2 separate regions of the Homo sapiens genome follow, and region 1 is linked to region 2. The links are chromatin contacts, found by Hi-C or POLR2A ChIA-PET in ENCODE. All regions are on one chromosome and are shown on one strand. Each heading gives the region's core, a stretch centred on a gene start or an enhancer-like site at or near the end of the contact. The rest is flanking DNA. Distances are from core to core; before and after follow the strand shown.

The links. Hi-C counts contacts between places; a loop is a spot of excess contacts on that map. ChIA-PET counts read pairs that join two places held with the same protein, here RNA polymerase II (POLR2A). Pooled maps may share reads with other maps.
Region 1: POLR2A ChIA-PET joins it to region 2 with 12 read pairs in AG04450. The contact joins the enhancer-like site here to the promoter of C1QTNF5 in region 2. A Hi-C loop is called at or near these places in 2 of 50 pooled maps. POLR2A ChIA-PET finds 5 or more read pairs at or near these places in 7 of 52 experiments (AG04450, BJ, K562 and 4 more).

What each region holds. Positions count from the first base shown.
Region 1 is chr11:119,442,273-119,448,057 of GRCh38, reverse strand. All of the region lies in intron 2 of USP2-AS1 (USP2 antisense RNA 1), which reads right to left. It also overlaps the pseudogene DUXAP5. Among named protein-coding and RNA genes, the nearest start is that of THY1, 22 kb to the right of the region's middle. Within about 2 kb of position 2,002, at least 3 of the 41 ENCODE cell types and tissues checked have a DNase peak (open chromatin) inside an H3K27ac peak, as active enhancers do.
Region 2 is chr11:119,339,633-119,342,332 of GRCh38, reverse strand. C1QTNF5 (C1q and TNF related 5) reads left to right here and starts at 1,450. Exons shown (of 3, transcript NM_001278431.2): 1 at 1,450-1,638; 2 at 1,893-2,149; 3 at 2,485-2,700. The coding sequence starts at 1,936. MFRP (membrane frizzled-related protein) reads left to right here. Exons shown (of 15, transcript NM_031433.4): 12 at 349-476; 13 at 561-1,638; 14 at 1,893-2,149; 15 at 2,485-2,700. The coding sequence ends at 785. RefSeq lists a silencer at 2,232-2,331.

The DNA.
Region 1 (5,785 bases), core at 753-3,252, 110 kb before region 2:
ATTGGTGTTTTTTAAAAATTGAATGAAATGGGCCCTGGGCCAAGACACAAAAACAAGAAAAAACATGGAGCTGACGCTGCTCAGAGGTGGAGGCAGGTGGAGACAGGTAGGGAAATCTTTCAAAGGAGCTGGGGCTGGCTCTGGGAGAGGAGGAAGATATTGTCTGGAGCAGAGGAGCAGAGAAAGGTGGGTGGGGAAGGAGCTGGGCAACACCCCCAGGCCTCTCAGGAACCAGCTTCCGGCCTTCAGAGGAGCCCGTCACAGTCCCTTCTCTTCCTGCTCATGATTTATTCAACTAAGCTGTGTCTGAAAATATCCTAGGCAGGAGGTTGATTCTCTGAGGACCCAGCATGTGGGAGGACCCAGAGCACAGCCTCCAGATGCAGCCCCGGAACGATGCTGGATGCTTACCCGAGGCCTGCGATGCAGGCAGAGCAGACATCAGCCCGTTTCTCAGAGGATGACACCAAGGCCAGAGGGAGGACAGACCTCTCACCCAGGCTCACACAGGCCAAGAGTTGCTAGAGGAGAAAAGAGAGGAACAGAACTGTCCTAGCAGGAAGAAAGCATTTGTCCTCTGGTCTGGGGCCACGTACAGGTGGTAGTGGCCTAAGCCCCAAGACCCCCCAGCTCCACCCTCTGACCCAGCTCTCTGAGGGGTTGCCAGGTGAAGAGAAAGGAAATCTAGGCCCAAGCTAGAAGGAAGCAGCACCTGCTGGGTGAAATGGAGGAAAATCAGGCAGGAGATGATTTTCTGGAGCTCCCCCCTCAACTTGGGCATGCCCAGGAGCCAGCAAGCAAGCCTCGACCATCTGTGCCACCGTGTCCCCAACTCTCAAAGCAAGGAGTATCTCAGCTGTGTTTCTGCTACATGAAGTCAACATGGTGCTCTGGTCCTGGGTCTAGTCCTCTGAAACAGTCAGAGGACACGGGTTTATATCCCTGCCTCACCTCTATGTGACCTGAGCAAGCCCTTTGAACTCTCTGAGACTCAGTTTCCTCATCTGTAAAATGGGGATACTATAACCTGCTTGAAGAGCTGCTGAAAGGAGCAGATGAGAAGTCATGTATGAAAGGGAGACAGAGACGTGAGCAGCCTGGGCTTTGGAATTTGGGGGGCTTCATTCTTGCGTGGTCCTATGTCACACAGACCTTCTCATCCATGGACCCCACCCCATTCCAGGCCCTCACCCTTTAAATAAAAGGACAATCTAGCTGGAGAGAAAGAAACATAAATCATGGATAAAGAACAAGAATAGAATCTAAGCACAGTTGTGTCTGCCAAAAGATGCTGCTCTAAAGCATGCTGATGAAAGGGCTTTGGGGGCAAAGTAGCGCCCAGAACAGAATGCACCAAGGAATCTTCTACGGTGGACCAGGCATGTGAGCTGAGCCTAGGAACTTGTGGATTCCACCAGGCAGAGCCCTGAAGGAAAGGGAGCGATGGAGGCACAATGCAAGGACGAATGCGACAACAAGACAACCAGTGGGGCCGGGGCACAGTCTGTCCCACTAGGTGTGGGGCAGTGTGGGCACAGAGCCTAATCATCACAGCCCTGCACACGGAGGAGTCTAGACTTGACCCAGAATGCTGGGGCTTCTAAACATTTTTTGATCACGAGAATCCTTTTTTTAAAAAATTAATACATTTATTTTGTAGAGCAGTTTTAGGTTCTCAGCAGAATTGAGCAGAAAGTACAGACAGTTCCCACGTACTCCCCTCCTCACCCACACACACAGCCTCCCCCATCATCAACATCCCCCACCAGAGGGGCTCATTTATGGCAGCTGATGAACCTACATTAACACATCATTATCACCCAAAGTCCATAGTTTACATTAGGGTTCACTATTGGTGTGTACATTTTATGGGTTTCGAAAAATATGTACTGACATGCATCCACCATGACAGTGTCAGACAGAGTCGCCTCACTGCTGTAAAAATCCTCTGTGCTCTGTCTGTTCATTCCTCCCTCCCCCCAACTCCTGGCAACCTCTGATGTTTTACTGTCTTCATAGTTTTGCATTTTCCAGAATGTCACGCAGTTGGAATCATACAGTGTTTGGCCTTTTCAGATTGGCTTCTTTAACTAAATAATGTGCATTCAAAATTCCTCCGTGTCTTTTCATGGTTTGAGAGCTCATTTCTTTCTATTCTGAGTAACATTCCACTGCTTGAATAAGAATCCCCTTTTTAATGTTGAAATAATTTGGATATCCCCCTGATATAACAATCACATTTTTAGAATCCAGATTGAAATGCACAACAGAAATGACAATGAACCCTGCCATGCTGCGTGTGTTATTGACTATAGTCACCTTCAAATTCACATCTCATATCTTTGGGGCCAAAACAAGGCCAACATGACAGTGCTTGATGCTGCACGTGAATTTACAGATCCCAGGGGCTGGCGGCCTAAAGTTAGGGATGCAGCTGTCTAAGGATCTTCAGTCATGCACAGGACTGGTCGGATTTTCACTTTTAAAAGATCGCTCTGGCTAGTTGTATCCTAGGACGGATGCCAGGACGCTCTTCCCACATGCCCCAGGACAACTCTGCAAACAAGAATGCAGCTACACGTGGTAGGCGCAGTCTCACCAAAGTCACGGAGGATCCATTGAAAATCCACATCGACATATTCAACCAAAAACCTTCCCCAGGTTATACTTCTAAACAAAAACTAACTCACTTTAGAAAGCACCACTGAAGAGTCCAGAACCCAAATTTGTTTTCAAAATTGAAGATATGGGTACCTACTCCAGAAAAGGCCAGGGCCTACAGAGGCCTTAGAACCAAGCCAAGACCATGGACAAGACGGAAGACAGGATTCAAGGTAGAGAAGCCAGATGGTGTTGTTCCAAACACACCTTCTCCTAATTACATACCCTAATCAAGGTGTGTGAGAACAACCCTTACTCTGGGATTGATTCCAGAGGACAACTTGCTCTGAAAATTGGGGTTCTACAGCCAAGAGTACAAACTTGGTTTCAAAATTGAAGATTTAGATTCCTGGCTCAGAGAAAAAGAGATCCTGATCAAGCCTTAGAAGAAAAATTAGACCAAAAATAAGAGACATGACCTCTGAGATGAGACGGTTCAAGATACACCATTTTGTGTAGCTTCTGTCCCTCAGGCATCAGATTTCTCTGGAGCCAGGAGTGGGAGCATGGAGGCAAGTTCAGTGTATCTGACGGTGTTGCCCTGGGCTCCAGATCTCTCTTTCACTCTTCCTGGGCCTTCAATTCCCCCCTGGACCTAGAAGCTGAGCCTTCTGGAGATGGTAGGCCAGGTTTCAGGAACCAGAGACATGTAGAAGCATTGCAAGAGGCACCTCATAGAGCTATTGACCCGGTCTGGCTGTAGAGTTCAGGAGAGCTCAAAGACCATGCAAATGTAATTAATACAAACCATTTTGCCATCATCAGGGTAATCATTGATTCAGGCAAAAATCATCAGTGGAGGTTAAAACCTTTAAGTGAATGTTTGATGAGGAACAAGAAATACATTACCTCAAAAAGTCTTCCCACAGATTACTTATTAATTGCAAAAGAAAAATTGATAATTTTGCAGTGGAGAAACCTGGTAGACTCCCCCTTAACCAAGTGATTAAAATTCATTTCACCTATAACAGCAGCAACTGACATAAGGTGCCTGTGATATGACAGACTGAGAAGAACACAAACAGTCACTTCTGTGGTTCGCACTGCCCAAATGCGTAAACTGAATATAATTATGAGGAAATGCCAGACACCCCAAAATTGAGTGACAGGCTACAAAGTAATAGCCCTGCACTCTTTAAAAAATGGACTGAAAACGGCAATAGGAATGGAGAGAAAGCAAGTTAACAGAGGAAAGATTTAGAAAGCAAGTCTAACGAAGTGCTCTCTTCCAGGTATAGTATGCGTTGCCATCTCTTTGTTGAGGGGAGGTACACAGTCAGAGGCCTGTTCGTGCCTACCATTTCCCTCCAGAAATGCTCAAGAAACTGCTCACACTGGGTACTCAGCATTGCTTTTCACTTTAATCTTTTCATCCTATTTAAATGTTTGAAATAATTTAAATGTGTTAATTAAAGTGATTTTTTTTTACTTAACTTGAAAAGGTAGTTCTCAAACATAATATAAAGTGGAAGAAGAAGACACAAAGAATACATGTTATAGGATTCCATTTATATAAATTGCTAAACTAGGCAAAATTAATTCCTGGTGATAAAGGCCAAGCTATGAGACTCACCCATCTCGATTTCAAAACTTACTCCAAAGCTACAGTAATCAAAACAGTGAGGTACCGCCGTAAAGATAGACATGGAGATATACAGACCAATGAAACAGAAAGGAGAGTCCAGAAATAAACTCATACACCTACACCCAATGAATTTTTCAACAAGTGTGCCAAGACTATTCAGGGATGAAAAATAACCATCAACAAACAGTGGGGGGAAAACTGGATATCCACAGGCAAAAGAATGAAGCTCTGTCATACCACACACAGAAATTAACTAAAAATGAATCAACAACCTGTGTAAGTGTTAAAACTATAAAACTTTTAGAAGAAAACATAAGGGTAAATCTTCACAACCTTGGATTTGGCAATGGATTCACAGATATGACACCAAAAGCATAAGCATCCAAAGAAAAAACAGGCAAGTTGGACTTCACCAAAATTAAAAACTTCTGTGCATCAAAGTATATCATGTTAAAAAATATAAATTTCTCAAAAGAAGAAATACGAATGGCAAACAGGTATATGAAAAGGTGCTCAACATCCATCATCAGAGAAATGCAAATCAAAACTGCAATGAGATATTATCTCACCCCAGTTAAAAATGGCTTTTATTTAAAAGACAGGAAATAACAAAAGCTGGAGAGGATGTAGAGAAAAGTGGACCCTCATACACTGCTGGTGGGAATGTAAATTAGTACAACCACTATAAAAAACAGTTTGGAGGTTCCTCAAAAAACTAAAAATAGAGCTACCATATTATACAGCAATCCCACTATTAGGTAGATAACCAAAAGAAAAGAAATCAATATATTAAAGAGGTATCTGTACTCCCATGTCTATCGCAGCACTGTTCACAATAGCCAAAATTTGGAAACAACCCAAGGGTCTGTCAAGAGACGAATGGATAAAGAGAATGTAGTACATGTACACAATGGAGTACTATTCAGCCATAAAAAGAATGAGATCCTGTCATTTGCAACAATATGGATGGAACTGGAGGCCATTATGTTAAGTGAAATAAGCCAGGCACAGAAAGACAAACTTCACATGTTCTCATTTATTTGTGGGAGCTAAAAATTCAAACAATTGACTCATGGAGATAGAGAGTAGAAGAATGGTTACCAGAGGCTGAGAAGGATAGTGTGGGGGTGGGGAGGAAGGGTGGATGGTCAATAGTAACCAAAAAAAAAAAAAAAATAGCCAACAGATTATTATTCAATAATAAATTAATTGTACATTTTTAAATAACCAAAAAGGTATAACTGGATTGTTTGTAACTCAAAGGATAGATGCTTGAGGTGACAGGTATCTCATTTGCCCCGATGAAATTATTACACATTGTATGCCTATATCAAAATATCCCATATACCCCGTAAATATATACACCTGCTACAATATATACACCTAGCCACAAAAATTTTAAATCAAAAACAATTAAAAGAAAAAAATTTTAAGTGAAAAGACAATTGTTATGGACTGAATGTTTGTGTCCCCCCAAATTCATCTGTTGAATCCCTAACCCCCAGTATAGCTATATTTGGAGATGGGGCCTCTAAGGAA
Region 2 (2,700 bases), core at 201-2,700:
AGCCCCTTTCCACAGCCCACACCAAAGATGAAGGCATCCTCTTACACAGAGCAGGGGGTTTCTTCCAGATGCCCAAGCAGTCCCTGCAAACGCGGGTGCCCCATGTTCCCTGAGATTAAAGACGTGCCTGCATGATGCCCAGGGCTGGCAAGCGATGCTGGAGCAGGCTCTCAGGGATGGCAGGGATCCTCAGAGTGTGTACAGCCTGTCTCTTTGTTATCCTCTTGCTTCCTCACAACCACCCCCATTGGACCCATGTACACACAGGACCGAGCGATTCGGTGACTTGCCACAGGCCACAGAGCCAGTGAGCAGTCCCCACAGTGGCCCTCCCCTCCACCCCTGCAGAGCTGGCCTGTGAGCCTGTCCAGGTGGAGATGTGCCTCGGTCTGAGCTACAACACCACAGCCTTCCCTAACATCTGGGTGGGCATGATCACCCAGGAGGAGGTGGTAGAGGTCCTCAGCGGTTACAAGGTCTTCTGGGTGGAGGGAAGGAGGGCGGGCCTGGGAGGGGAGGAGCCTGGGAGCAGGTGCCTGAAGGCCACTCTCCCTCCGCAGAGCCTGACAAGCCTGCCCTGCTACCAGCATTTCCGGAGGCTCCTGTGTGGGCTGCTTGTGCCCCGTTGCACCCCACTAGGCAGTGTTCTGCCCCCTTGCCGCTCTGTCTGCCAGGAAGCGGAGCACCAGTGCCAGTCTGGCCTGGCACTACTGGGCACCCCCTGGCCCTTCAACTGCAACAGGCTGCCAGAGGCAGCTGACCTGGAAGCTTGTGCCCAGCCCTGACCCTGAAGCCGGCCCCTGCCCTCTTCCTGCCCGTCCTCTTTTGCCGGTCAGGGCTGGCACGCAGGGGAACAAAGGAAGGAGCATCAGCAGGGTCTCTACCCATCCTTCTCTGGGGCTCCCAGGGAGGGGGAAGAGAAGTCCTCAGCTGGGGCTCATGGGACCCTACCACCCTCCCTGCTCCTTCCTGTCCCTTTACCGGTCCCAGGCTGCTGACTGGCCCCACACTGTGCCACCGGACAATCGAGACCACTTCCCATCCAGGCCTCTTCCCCTTTCCATCTGCTTTTTCAGCTTCTCCATCGCCTGCCTTCTGACCTTTTCCTTGATTCAACAAAAATGTACTGAGCATCTATTCATGTGGCAGGCCCCTGTCCTAGGCCCTAGGGATCCAACTGGCTGTCTGCCTCTAGAACTCTCCACCCTCATCTCTCTGCGTATTTCTCCCTGAAATGGGGTCTGGTCCTTGGTCTCTGCCACTGCCCTGCCTCTCCTCTGGCCCTGGGAACAGGAGGTGCCCTGTGTGTCCGTCTCTCGAAGTTCTGCCTCTCTGTGCCCAGCTCAAGTCTCTCTCCCCCTCCTTTCTCCCCCTAAACTTTGGCCGGCCGCCGGGCGACACCACGAGTTATTTCCCAGCTATTTCCCGGTCCGGGAGCTCTTGGCCCCTGAACAACTGGTTTCCTCTTGGAGTCTGGGAGGAGGAAAGCGGAGCCGGCAGGGAGCGAACCAGGACTGGGGTGACGGCAGGGCAGGGGGCGCCTGGCCGGGGAGAAGCGCGGGGGCTGGAGCACCACCAACTGGAGGGTCCGGAGTAGCGAGCGCCCCGAAGGAGGCCATCGGGGAGCCGGGAGGGGGGGTGAGTCTGGCGGAGGAGGGGAAAGGGGCTGGGGAGGGGACTGTGGGAAAGGCTGGCGCGGGCCGGCGGTGGGAGGGAGGGCTGGCCGCTCCCACCCTCTCGCGCCTGCCTGTGCTCTCCGGATGCTCGGCCCTGCGAGCGCTCAGCCTCAGGGGCACGGCAGTGGGGTGGGGACCGACTGGGCCGCGCCGGGGTGGGGAGAGAGGCAGGTCCCAGGATTCTGGGTCCCGACTCCAGTCCTGCCTGGTCCACAGACTGCGAGAGGACCCCGGCGTCCGGGCTCCCGGTGCCAGCGCTATGAGGCCACTCCTCGTCCTGCTGCTCCTGGGCCTGGCGGCCGGCTCGCCCCCACTGGACGACAACAAGATCCCCAGCCTCTGCCCGGGGCACCCCGGCCTTCCAGGCACGCCGGGCCACCATGGCAGCCAGGGCTTGCCGGGCCGCGATGGCCGCGACGGCCGCGACGGCGCGCCCGGGGCTCCGGGAGAGAAAGGCGAGGGCGGGAGGCCGGGTAAGAAGGCACCGCCGCGGCTATCGGTGGCGATGTCCGAGCAGGCGCGGCCGCAGCTCCAGCTCCCGGTGTCCGGGACTCGGGTCTCCCGCCAGGGGGCGCCACTCCCCGCGCTTTGCAGCCCTGAGCGGGGGAGGGGCCCAGGCGGCGGGAGCCCCCTTGGCCAGCCCCCCAGATCTGCCCTGCGGGAAGGGGTGGAGGAGGTACCCGTGCGGGAGGAGGCGCTGGCCGAAGCTCAGGCAGGGGCGGGGAGGGGTACGGTGACCTTAGAGTCGCCGCCCCGCTGCGGGCTGAGCCGCCGCTACTCTCACCCTGCCGCCCCGCTTACCCCGCAGGACTGCCGGGACCTCGAGGGGACCCCGGGCCGCGAGGAGAGGCGGGACCCGCGGGGCCCACCGGGCCTGCCGGGGAGTGCTCGGTGCCTCCGCGATCCGCCTTCAGCGCCAAGCGCTCCGAGAGCCGGGTGCCTCCGCCGTCTGACGCACCCTTGCCCTTCGACCGCGTGCTGGTGAACGAGCAGGGACATTACGACGCCGTCACCGGCAAGTTCA